2 separate regions of the Homo sapiens genome follow, and region 2 is linked to region 1. A link is a contact called in ENCODE Hi-C or POLR2A ChIA-PET data. All regions are on one chromosome and are shown on one strand. The core of a region is the stretch at or near the end of the contact, and the rest is flanking DNA. Distances in the headings are between cores, read along the strand shown. Region 1 holds the start of ZNF512 (zinc finger protein 512). Region 2 holds the start of MRPL33 (mitochondrial ribosomal protein L33).

Region 1 (6,365 bases), core at 1,013-3,512:
GCAGTATCAAAAGAGACAAGAGGTCAGCTGACAAGCTAACGCCAGCAGGCTCAACCATTAAGCAGGAGGACATATTGTGGGGAGGAACGGTCCAGTGCAGATCAGCTCAACAGCCAAGAAGAGCTTACTCTTTCCAACCCAGACCTCTTCGACTGCCCAAGCCCACAGATTCCCAAAGTGGTATTGCTTTCCAAACTGCCTCAGTGGGGCAGCCTCTGAGAACTGTTCAAAAGGACAGTAGTAGCAGATCAAAGAAAAACTTCTATAGAAATGAAACCTCCAGCCAGGAGTCTAAGAACTTGTCCACACCAGGAACCAGAGTTCAGGCCCGAGGAAGAATCCTACCTGGTTCCCCTGTGAAGAGAACCTGGCACCGACATCTTAAAGACAAACTCACACACAAGGAGCATAACCACCCCAGCTTCTATAGGGAGAGAACCCCACGCGGTCCTTCTGAGAGAACCCGTCATAACCCCTCTTGGAGAAACCATCGCAGTCCCTCTGAGAGAAGCCAACGCAGTTCCTTGGAGAGAAGACATCACAGTCCCTCTCAGAGGAGCCACTGCAGTCCCTCTAGGAAAAACCATTCCAGTCCTTCTGAGAGAAGCTGGCGCAGTCCGTCTCAGAGAAATCACTGCAGTCCCCCCGAGAGGAGCTGTCACAGTCTCTCTGAAAGGGGCCTTCACAGTCCCTCTCAGAGGAGCCATCGCGGTCCCTCTCAGAGAAGACATCACAGTCCCTCAGAGAGAAGCCATCGCAGTCCCTCAGAGAGAAGCCATCGCAGTTCCTCTGAGAGAAGACATCGCAGTCCCTCCCAGAGGAGCCATCGCGGTCCCTCAGAGAGAAGCCATTGCAGTCCCTCTGAGAGAAGACATCGCAGTCCCTCTCAGAGGAGCCATCGTGGTCCCTCTGAGAGAAGACATCACAGTCCCTCTAAGAGAAGCCATCGCAGTCCCGCTCGGAGGAGCCATCGCAGTCCCTCAGAGAGAAGCCATCACAGTCCCTCTGAGAGAAGCCATCACAGTCCCTCTGAGAGAAGACATCACAGTCCCTCTGAGAGAAGCCATTGCAGTCCCTCTGAGAGAAGCCATTGCAGTCCCTCTGAGAGAAGACATCGCAGTCCCTCTGAGAGAAGACATCACAGTCCCTCAGAGAAAAGCCATCACAGTCCCTCTGAGAGAAGCCATCACAGTCCCTCTGAGAGAAGACGTCACAGTCCCTTGGAGAGGAGCCGTCACAGTCTCTTGGAGAGGAGCCATCGCAGTCCCTCTGAGAGGAGATCTCACAGGTCCTTTGAGAGGAGCCATCGTAGGATTTCTGAGAGAAGTCACAGTCCCTCAGAGAAGAGCCACCTCAGTCCCTTGGAAAGAAGCCGTTGCAGTCCCTCTGAGAGGAGAGGACACAGTTCCTCTGGGAAAACCTGTCACAGTCCCTCTGAGAGAAGCCATCGCAGTCCCTCCGGGATGAGGCAAGGGAGGACCTCTGAGAGGAGCCATCGCAGTTCCTGTGAGAGAACCCGTCACAGTCCCTCTGAGATGAGGCCAGGGAGGCCCTCTGGGAGGAACCATTGCAGTCCCTCTGAGAGGAGCCGACGCAGTCCCCTTAAGGAGGGACTCAAGTACAGTTTCCCTGGAGAGAGGCCCAGCCATAGTTTGTCTAGAGATTTCAAGAATCAAACAACTCTCCTCGGGACCACACATAAAAATCCCAAAGCAGGGCAAGTGTGGAGGCCTGAAGCTACTCGATGAGGCGAGGTCCGCCCCTATTATTCATTGTCCTAAGTCTTCATCGTGCTGCCCTTTCCAGGCTTCTTTCCTGCTCAGCCACTGCCTCCAATTCCTGCGCCCCCAGCGTGGAAAGGCTTCCATTTCTCTCTACCGGGGGGGAGGCGGGTGAGAATGGGTCTGTAATTTCTCTAAGATGAATAAAGGGGCAGTAAATGATCTTCCTGTGCATCTGGACTGAGACCACTGGGCGGGTGGATGGGGAAGGCAGGCTGGAGGGACACGAGGAGTTGTGCAAAGATTCGGAATGAGAGCCAGGGGTTTTGAGGCCCAGCCGAGGCTCCAAGCTCCGCCCCTTCACTCCAGACCCCACCCATAGGTTCCCGGGTCCCGCGTCGCGATCCCAGTGGGGCGGGGTCTCAGAGGAATCGGAGGGTGACTCATCACGTGACTCGCTCCGGCCGCAGCCCCCTCGGAAGCTGCTAGGCGGAAGTAGAAGTTCAGAAGAGGGCTAGGCGGAGCCGAGCCCACATCCGGGAGAGGAGAGCGGAAGTGGCGTTGGTCTGGCCGGAGCCCTTGGGTGAAATTGTTAGGCGTGGAGAGGGAGTGATGTCTTCCAGACTCGGTGCTGTACCCGCCGTGAGTTTCTTGGTTTGACCGTTATGCTTTAGAGGTAGCGCTGTCGAGCCCGGAACACGCGGTCCCTCGCTTTTGTCCCATGCTGAGTTGGTTTTATCAGAGGCCATCGTAGGCCCCACCCTTCTAGATCAGATCACCTGTCCCTTTTTCTTTACCCACGTTCTGCTGCCTGTTCCCCACCTCCTTGGATTTAATTCCTCGCCACATTACCATTAGTTTCTATTCCTTTTACATCCCCAATGTCTCTCATATCCGTTGTCTTTTCTTTTGGCCTCCCTTTTAGAGCCTGGGACAGGGCTTTGAGAATGGGGGAAGACGAAGGCTCTGGTATTGTTACCCGCCTTTGCACTGCTGGAAGATAGGACAGCATATTTTTCCTAAAAGGTGTTGCCTTCTTGTGTTTGAGGTGGTTTCCCCGGGAGAACTTCATTTCTTCTGGGCATAGGGGAATTCGTCTTTTTGTGGTCGAGGTTCAGAGGTCCCTAGCACTCACTCGTGTGCTTGTGATTTGCTAGACTTCGGGACCCACAACCTTTAAGCAGCAGAGGAGCACGAGGATCGTGGGAGCTAAGAAGTAAGTGAGGTTTTCTAAGGTCCTTTTATGATTGTGTCACCAGCGCTGACCAGTAGAACTTCTTCCTGTGATGAAAATGTTCTGTATCTGCATTGTCCAGTATCATAGCCACTAACCCGGTGTGGATTTTGAGCAGTTGAAATGTGGCTAGTGCAACTGAGGGACTGAATTTTAAATTTTATTTGCCAAGTGAGTGAGGTTTTTCTAAGGTTCTTTTGTGATTTTGTGGCCAGCGCTGTCCAGTGGAACTTCTTGTGACGAAAATGTTCTGTATCTGCACTGTCTAGTATCATAGCTACTAGCCCCGTACGCCTTTTGAGCGCTTGAAATGTGGCTAGTGCGACTGAGGGATTGAATTTTAAATTTTATTTAATTTTAACTAACGTTAAATAGCCACCTGTAGCTCGTGGCTATCGGATTGGACAGTGTAGGTCTAAGTCTAGTGTGTGGGAGAAAAACCTAGCTTGCAAAAAAAAAGTACAAATTGTAATAAAAATGGAACCAAAGACTCAGTGGTAATTCTGTATTTCTCCAGACATGAAATTCGTGCTCATAAATACACTGATGAACTTGGGATGGATGATAAAAATGGCCGTAAGAAATCCTTGTATTTTTAAACTACTTGTCTGTAAGACTGGTTTATTATTTAGTACACTGAAGGTGCTTAGTTTTTCCATGGTTAATACAAAAGAAAACATTCTTGTTAACTAGACATTAAATGGATTCATTCATTCAGGTGACATTTACTACATGTTTGCTGTGCGCCAGTTCTGTAGTAGGTTAGGAATACAGGCATGAAAAACAACTAGCAGTCTAGAAGGGGAGATAGGCAAGTAGGTCAACACAGTTCATTGTAATAAGTAAGTATTTTTAAGTAGGAATTTAATTTAGCCTTTGAGGAAGGGGAGTGATAGTTTGGAAGGGAAGGATTATCAGAGCAGGTCACTCCTAAGTAGAAACTTGAAAGTTGAGGAATCATGCAGTTAGTGAGAAGGAGAAAGGTTTTTCAGAACAGAGAACAGCATGTGAACGTGTGGAAAGAGTTAATGGGATAGTAAGTAGTTCTGTATGTCTGGGATAGAGGATGAGGGATTGCAGGGAGAGCGTTTAGAGAGGTTAGTAGGGGCTAGACCATGGAGGACCTGTTACGGCATGCTAAAGTGTTTGGATTTTATCCTGGAAGAGATAATGAGGGAATGACATAGCCAGATATTGGTCTTAGGCCACTCTGGCAGCATTATGAAGGATGGATTTGGAAGGGTACTGGGAAACTGGTTCAGAGGTTATTATGATAACCTAAGAGATGAATAAAGAACATGTAGCCTATGGTGGGAACAATATACAGGGAATACGTAGGGAACAACGTATAGGGAATGTACAGGTGGTGATGATGAGAAGTGAGTAAGAGAAGGAAGATAGGATGTCTATGGGTTTCTGGCTTTGGCCATCAGGTGAATTTTGGAGTAATTCACAGAACTACAAATTTCTGAATGAGGAGCAACATTTGGAACAAAAACAAATAGGTTTGGACCTCAGATGAAGAGCTGGTCTGAAATACAGAATTGGGAATTATCAGCTATAAAAAATAATTGGAAACATGATGTTTTCTTCCACAAGCTGAGAGTTTTAATGAGCTCTTCTAGTTAAAGTGGTTAGAGCAATGTTTCTCAGTATGTACCTTGGTCACCTAGAGATAATTGTTAAAAAATAAGATTATTAGGCCCCCATCCATTAACCAGATTTGGAATCATTGGGTTTAGGGCATAGAAATCTTTACTTTTAACTAGCTTCCTAGGAGATTGTGACATTTGAGAGTCAATGGTGAGAAGTGAGACCAGAGAAGAGTAGAGGAGGAAATCATGGAGAACACTAGCTTTTAAAGATTGGGTAGAATTAAATAAGTTTACAAAGGATACCGAGATGAACTAAAGTACTTTTCTAATGAAATCTAAATATTTGCACATGGAAGAATGAGCTAGGGGCTCTTAAAAATTTTTGGTAGATCAGAAAGGAGTTGAAAATAGGCTAAACTTTTTATGTTTGTGATCAGAAGCTGAGAGTTGCCACACTGGTGGCAACAAATTATAAAATAAATGCAATTATGATAGTCATTGTATCACAACAAAGCTTTTTCTTGTTATATGTATGGAAAGGGAAGTTTGAGCTTAATCTGGTTTTTTTTACAAATAATCAAATGTCCTGGGGTTGATGGGTAGATATTGTAAAATACTTGAGAATTGTTTTTGTTGAGTGCTTTAAAAATAAAACATGAGACCTGGAGGAGGGATTCCCTAACCACCTTGATTTAATCTCCAAGAGTTAATTATGATCATATGAACTGTTGCCTTTTCAGTATGCTTATGCTTATTCATAAGAGGGTATATGGGTACTGTATTTCTGAGTCCTACACTGATAGTAAGAAATTCCTACATGGAGAGTTTCCTAAGAGTTATTACATGGGACTCAGCTCTTAATGGCCTGTTGGTACCATCAAGTCTTTGTTGTTGTTGTTGTTGTTGTTGTTGTTGTTGGAGATGGAGTCTTGCTCTGTCGCCTAGGCTGGAGTGCAGTGGCATGATCTCGGCTCACCACAACCTCCACCTCCTGGGTTCAAGCAATTCTCCTGCCTCAGCCTCCCGAGTAGCTGGGATTACAGGTGCACACCGCTGTGCCCTGCTAAGTTTTTGTATTTTAGTAGAGAAGGGGTTTCACAGTGTTGCCCAGGCTGGTCTTGAACTCCTGAGCTCAGGCAGTTCGCCCATCTTGGCCTTCCAAAGTGCTAGGATTACAGGCATGAGCCACTGCGCCTGTCCCATCAAGTGTTTCTAGCATTGTTTGGGATGGTAGGTTTTGGCCTTAGAGGCCTGCCAGTCCATTAATTTTTAAAAATACCTTTATTGAGGTATAATTAGAGTACAATAGACTGCACATATTTAAAGCGTACACTATGGTCAGCTTTGACGTATGTCTGTACCCGTGAAACCATTGCCACAATCAAGATAATAAACATTTTCATCTCTCTCAAAAGTTTGTTCATGTCTCTGCCATTTCTTCCTCCACTCCTGTCCACGGGCACCACTGTACAGTGGTTTGCATATTCTAGGATTTTATATAAATGAAGTCACACAGTATGTTCTCATTTTTTTCATGATTTCTTTCACTCAGAATAATGATTTTGAGATGACAAATAGTTTTTATTGCTGGGTAGAATTCCATTATGGATACCATAATTTGTTTAGCCATCTATCTTGATTGACATTTGAGTTATTTTCAGTTTTAGGGTGTCAAACAATAAGGCTGCTGTGAACGTTCATGTACAAGTCTTGTGTGGACAAATGCTTTCATTTCTTTTGATAAATATCTAAGATGGTATTTACCATCCTAGGTTGGTTGATTCATATGGCAGGAGTATGTTTAGCTTTTTAGGA
Region 2 (6,187 bases), core at 3,021-5,520, 190 kb after region 1:
ACCTCTCAGCAGATTCTCAAGAGGTGTACAACACCCTCCTCCTTTCTTCTTCAAAAAAGGCTAAGTGACAAAACATAAGGAAGAAGAACTTGCCAATTGTTAAGGAAACACCAAATACATGTGTTAACTAAATAAATAGGCATGAGCATGCAGATCAAGAAAAGTGTCTATTGTTCTCAAGGGGACCTTTGGGGGGCCTTTGGGTGGGATGGGAAAGTCACTGCCACTCTCCCAACTAAGTGGGAAAATGGCTGATTTCAGGTGCTGCCACTGCAGAAATCTTACTTAACTCTTGAGCCTTCCTGCTGCCCACAGAACTAAGCCTGACTCCCAGCTAGAACACTGGTTCTTTCATTGCCTAGCCCCAGCCATCCTTTCTAGCTCACCTCCCTCACTTCACCCCACACTCTAGCCCCAAGAGGATGCTCAATGTGCATTTTTTAGATGCCTTTTTTTTAGGTGCCTTCCCCCAGTTCCTTCCACTCTGCCTGTCTCAGGTTGACTTGGGAGGAAGTGGGACTGAAGGGAGAGAAAATAACTCAAGGCACAGTCCCTTAGTAGAGAAGGTTCGGTCTGTATTTGTCAAAAACGTGAGTGGGATAGCAACCTTCCGTTAGTGCTCCTGCTTGGGGGAGTGGGGGAGATTCAGAAGACCTGGTCCTTGAGGGACTTAGGTCCCATAATAGGAGGCAGACCTGTGATCCAAGGCATGCAGGGAAGCTTAATGGATGCTCTGAGAGGAATCTGTGGAGGGAAGATGTGGGGTGGAATGGGGAATGCAGGGTGAGGAAAGGCTTCATCCCTAAAGAGATTGGCACCCAGCAGCCTCAGTGAAGAGAGATGGGACTGAATTAGGAGGGTGAGGCCAGATGATAGAGGCCATTGAATGCCAACTGGAGGACACCCACTACACACAGGTTGAACCCAGTTGGTGGCCCCAGCTTCACTCGTCTTGCTCCCTCAGGTAGTCTTTGCTATAATGCTAAGCCATTGAGTCTGAGGGCCTGATTTTGAAGCTGTCCCATCTGCCTGTGGTGTCTGAGCTTGTAAAGGTACCAGCTCTTTTCAGGAAGCCCCAGCTTTCTCCTGTAGCGTCTTTCTCCTTCCACTGCCCATGTTCCCAGGCCCCTGGGACAGGTCAGGGAGCCAGGATCACTGATTCTGTAGGCAAGAACAGTGGCTGTACTTCCCAATCACAAGTCAAGCAAGATGTAGGTGTGACAATGGGCTGGATGATGGGCAGCCAGGGGTCTGCCAGCACAGCAGAGGAGGAGGGGTACAGCTTCTAGATCCTCGGGTTTGAATCCCATCACTAAGTGCTGGGAATACAGTGTCTACCAACCCAATACAGATGCTGTGTATGGAGCCCTGACCCAGAGCAGATGTTCTCTTCCTCTATCTGCTTCTCCGGGCTGAGAATCTAGGTTAAACAGCTTGATCTTCTCCTCCCTGTAGCACCCCACCTCCCAAAGAGGGTGCCCCTTCTCTAAGGACTACACTTTTTCCATTTGGGCTGCCAGGATGCTCTAATTGTTATGCACTTTCCTCTAATAAGGCATAGAGGGCTCATTATGTAAATTCAAGGAAAAAAGCCCCAAATCATGAATTACATCTGTATTATAATAAACATTTTAATTAACACTTACCAACTGCCAGCTATATTAGGTATAAATAACAGGTGGATGCAACATGAACTCCTGAGGCTAGAGAGTCACTGCCTCCAGCCTACTCCTTCAAGAATTTCAAGAAATAGTTCATATGCTATCTCTTTTCTTCCTCTCCCCTCTCCCCTCTCCTCTCTTGACATGGAGACTCCCTCTGTTGCCCACGCTGGGGTGCAGTGCTGCTACCTTGGCTCAATGCAACCTCTGCCTCCCAGGTTCAAGCAATTCTCCTGCCTCTGCATCCTGAGTAGCTGGAATTACAGGCGCCCACATCTGGCTAATTTTTTTTTTTAAGTTATTTTTGAGACGGAGTCTTGCTCAGTCGCCCAGCCTGGAGTGCAGTGGTGCGATCTTGGCTCACTGCAGGCTACACCTCCCAGGTTCACGCCATTCTCCTGCCTCAGCCTCCCGAGTAGCTGGGACTACAGGCACCCGCCACCACACCCGGCTAATTTTTTTTTTTTTTTTTTTTTGTATTTTTAGTAGAGATGGGGTTTCACCATGTTAGCCAGGATGGTCTCAATTTCCTGACCTCGTGATTCACCTGCCTCGGCCTCCCAAAGTGCTGGGATTACAGGTGTGAGCCACCGCGCCCGGCCAGTTGTGTTATTTTTTAGTAGAGATGGGGTTTCGCCATGTTGGCCAGGCTGGTCTCAAACTCCTGACCTCAGGTGATCTACCCTCGTCGGCCTCCCAAAATACTGGGATTGCAGGAGTGACCCACTGCACCTGGCTCTTTTCAAAAGCAAGCTTATACATTCTCCTGGATCCTGAAACTATTGACAATACTTAAAGTTAGTTTTTTTTTTTTTGCTATTTAAACATAAATATTGACATTTGTATGGTGCCTCTCACCTCAGATTCATTCATTCAATAGATATTTAATAGATGTAGCAGGCATTGTTGTAGGAACCAGGGATACAGCAGTGAGGGAATAAGCTGAAGTTCTTTTTTTTAATTAAAAAAATTTTTTTAGAGACAGGGTTTTGCTGTTGCCCAGCATTCTGGTAGCCAAAGACAATAGGGAAATCAACAAGTACACAAGTAATACTATTAATGGCAATAAGTGCTGTAGGAAAACATAAAGAAGAGTAAGGAGAATAGAGTTGGGGGCAGGGGCATGGAGTTTAAGAACTGCTATTTGGCTGGGCTAAAGTTAAAGTGACTTTCTAAGGGACAGAACAAGGACTAGAAATCATGTTCCTTGGCTTCCAGTCTTGTGTTTTCTTATAAATCCTCTAAAGGAAATATAAGAAACCTTATCCTCTTGAACATCTGAAGCTCTTTTTTGCCAATGCAAGGTAAGGAAGGATTTCGGCACCTGGAAGGTACTCAGTAGCTGGAGTCCGGTTATGGGAAGATAAATATCAAGAATGATTAGAAGGAAAAAAAGTATTATAGGTACTAAGGAGAAGGACGGTCTTAATTTAAAAAATTGAATTGTATTGTATGGAGAGCTGATTTTTTTCCTCCTCATCTTCTTTGTGATGGCACAGAGAGCTGAATTTTCTTTAAAACAGTTTTATTACTTTTTTTTTTTTTTTTTTTTGAGACGGAGTCTCACTTTGTCGCCCAGGCTGGAGTGCAGTGGCGCTATCTCGGCTCACTGCAACCTCCGCCTCCCGGGTTCAGCTAATTTTTGTATTTTTAGTACAGGCGGGATTCCGCGACGTTGGCCAGGCTGGTCTCAAACTCGTGACCTCAAGTGATCTGCCTGCCTCAGCCTCCCAAAGGGCTGGGATTACAGGCGTGAGCCATGCGATTAAATCTTATTTCACATCTGTAAGACTTCATATGTAGATACAAATCACGGATTAGGAAAAAAATCCAAAAGTCCTGATTATTAGTTGCGAAATGAGGTTACTGACGAGGTCCTTGGTGTTAGAGGAGCCCAGGTTCCTTACAGAGCCATGAAAAATTAATGATTGCAAACTGGTAGGTCCCAATGTCTACTGGGAAAGGCATGAGTCTTTGGAGTCAGATAAAATCTAGGTTTAAATTCTTACTCTGCCACCTGGTAGTTCTGTGATATTAGGCACGTGATGTGAATGCTCTCAATCTGTTATTTGGCTTCTATGTCAGGAACTGTGCTAGGTGTTTGGATACAGAAGTTTGAGATGCAAAGGGTCCTGCCCTCCTAGAGATTGGGATAACTAAGGAAAGGTGGGGTTCTTAATGCCGAAGGGACTCAGAAGAGTGAGAGTAAGGCTTAACCAGGCGGAGAGGGAGTTGGGTCGGGGGAGGCAACATTTTAAGAAAATATGCGAGGGGCTGATACGCTGGAGCGGCCGAAGTACAATACACAGTTGTTCTTGTGGGTCTAATGCAGGTGGTTGCGATTATTTCGTGAAACAAATATGGAAAGCACCTAACGCTGAAAGCACTTGACCCAGAAATAGGAGTCAGGGCCGGGGCGCGAACCCTGAGCTGTAAATCCCTTTCCAGAATGATGAGGATTCCAACCTCCAGCACGACAAAAGCAAAACACACTCGCTCTGAGAAACCGAGGAACGAGCCAGACGACTGGAGGCAGGTTCCAGGCGGGGGGCGTGGCCTCGGGCGACTGCCGGATGTCCTCTTCCAGAACCGGGCCGTGCCCCGGAAGCAGTTGTTGTTGGTTGGGGGCCTTTTGGCCGGTGACGGAGACTGCCCAGGTGTGGTCACCATGTTCCTCTCCGCGGTCTTCTGTAAGTGGGGCTGGAGACGCCGGTAGGGGTTACGGCGAGGGTTAGGGGGCCGTGACAGGCAGGGCCCCGGAATGATGCGGGGAAGGATGTGCGAACAGGACGGGAAGCTGCAGCTGCGTACTTTTCCAGGCCTTCAGGACCACAGCGTCCGGCATGCCCCGCGGCGCGCCTCCCTGCGCGGACCTGTGGGTGCCTGAGAAGGGGTCTGCGGTGTCTGGATTCAATTGCCGTCCTCACGGACCGTTGAGTCTGGCTGTGGGGCGTTTTTCTCCAGCCCGTGTTAGGAGAATCTTTGTCCGAAGGACCTCAGAATTTGCAGCCCACCTATTTCGAACTCTAAAAATAAGGAAACCGCTCCCGAGAGGGGCAATGAATTGCCTGAGTAATGCGGCAGGGCAGTTAAAGAAGTCCTCGGGCTCCCGAGTCAGTGCTCTTCTTTACCCTTGGCTGACTTCCCAGTTAGATTTAGTATCTGGTTTTCACCACATGTGATGGTTGTTGTAATTTGCAAAGGTTAAACTTGTCAAACAAGAAGCTTGCTGCAGCGCGAATACTTGCACCTTAGAAGAGGGAAAAAATGGAGCAGGTATTACTTTAGAAAGATTTAAAAGGTAGCCAGTCCAACAGTCATGAAATTATGCAAAATATTAAATCTAGAATTGTGTTGGTCTGATTGGATCTTTTAACCTTCCTTCTATAAAATCCTAAGGGGATCCCTAATAGATAGGGAATAGTTACTTGAGTGACACCTCATGGCATATTTCATAAGTTAAATATTTTTGGTTATTACTGATATTTATATGAACTTTGCATAAGAAAGAGAATACATTTATATTTTTATTTTCTTTTCCAACCCTTCCTGTCTACAAAAAAGTTGCCAAGAGCAAGTCAAAGTAAGTAAAGATTTTTCCTTTTTTAAACGTCACTTGTTTATGTTGGATTTGTTAGTCTAGCTGCTCCCAGTACATCCTTATATGAAATTAAGCATTGGGCCTTGATTTCCTAAGAGTTGGTTTGTGGATTACTTAGTTGATTATTTTTTCTTTATGAACTCTTTCAAAAATATTTTCCCTCCTGCTGAACTGAGCTACTTCTGTGAGCATTGAAATACTTGAAGGAACCTTTGCTGCTTTTCTAGTCCCAGGATTTGTGAGCTCACTGTCTGTTTCTAAACAAACCATTGGGCTGTGCTGTATTTGGACTACCACCATATTTCCATTTCCTCAAATCGAGGACCAGGGGCCATGTGTCTGGAGCTCACTACGGGAATCCAGAAGAACAAACTCTGCTTTGATTAAATCATAGTCTGTTTTAATGAGTTTTGTAATCCTTTGCATTCATGGTATAAGCATTTCAAAAATAGCCAAGATTAAAGATTCCATGCTGTACCAGAGAGACTAGAACTACCAAACTTGTATTTCAAAATAAATGTTGTAGACAATAACAGAAGATTTTGTGGTAAAAATAGGGAGGTTCTAAAGCAGCTTTTCCTTGCAACTCAAGACATTGAAAATCCTTAAAGCTAGTCTTTTGGATTAACGTTAATGAAAAACATGTATGTTAGCGCTTTCCCTCCCAGTATCTTTCAGTGATTCACGTAGCTTTCGCCACAGTCCAGTTATTTATGTCAAAATTCCCTGCCCCAGGGATCTATAGGAATCTCTTGCCTTTGGTTTCTGTAGAGGTATATTCTGACTCTCGTTCTTTCTACCCTTGTGACATATTTCATATATGTCTTGCCTGATTGACCTCATGTACCAACTCACCTTCCATACAGTACTGTTAGCTCCTAGAGGACATAGACATAGACTTGTAGAGCTTTGTATTTCCCAGAGT

The links. Hi-C counts contacts between places; a loop is a spot of excess contacts on that map. ChIA-PET counts read pairs that join two places held with the same protein, here RNA polymerase II (POLR2A). Pooled maps may share reads with other maps.
Region 2: a map of CD4-positive, alpha-beta T cell shows a loop between it and region 1 (5-fold over the local background). The contact joins the promoter of MRPL33 here to the promoter of ZNF512 in region 1. A Hi-C loop is called at or near these places in 1 of 168 maps with a recorded cell type or tissue (CD4-positive, alpha-beta T cell), 5 of 37 single-sample maps with no recorded cell type and 10 of 50 pooled maps. POLR2A ChIA-PET finds 5 or more read pairs at or near these places in 2 of 52 experiments (T-cell and activated T-cell).

Annotation. Positions count from the first base shown.
Region 1 is chr2:27,580,780-27,587,144 of GRCh38, forward strand. It overlaps ZNF512 (zinc finger protein 512), which reads left to right and starts at 2,263. Exons shown (of 14, transcript NM_032434.4): 1 at 2,263-2,363; 2 at 2,879-2,937. The coding sequence starts at 2,334. SPATA31H1 (SPATA31 subfamily H member 1) reads left to right here. Exons shown (of 5, transcript NM_032266.5): 5 at 1-1,943. The coding sequence ends at 1,748. RefSeq lists an enhancer at 2,061-2,510.
Region 2 is chr2:27,767,449-27,773,635 of GRCh38, forward strand. MRPL33 (mitochondrial ribosomal protein L33) reads left to right here and starts at 4,271. Exons shown (of 4, transcript NM_004891.4): 1 at 4,271-4,351; 2 at 5,226-5,244. The coding sequence starts at 4,330. RefSeq lists a silencer at 300-500 and enhancers at 3,913-4,032, 4,266-5,082, 4,323-4,452.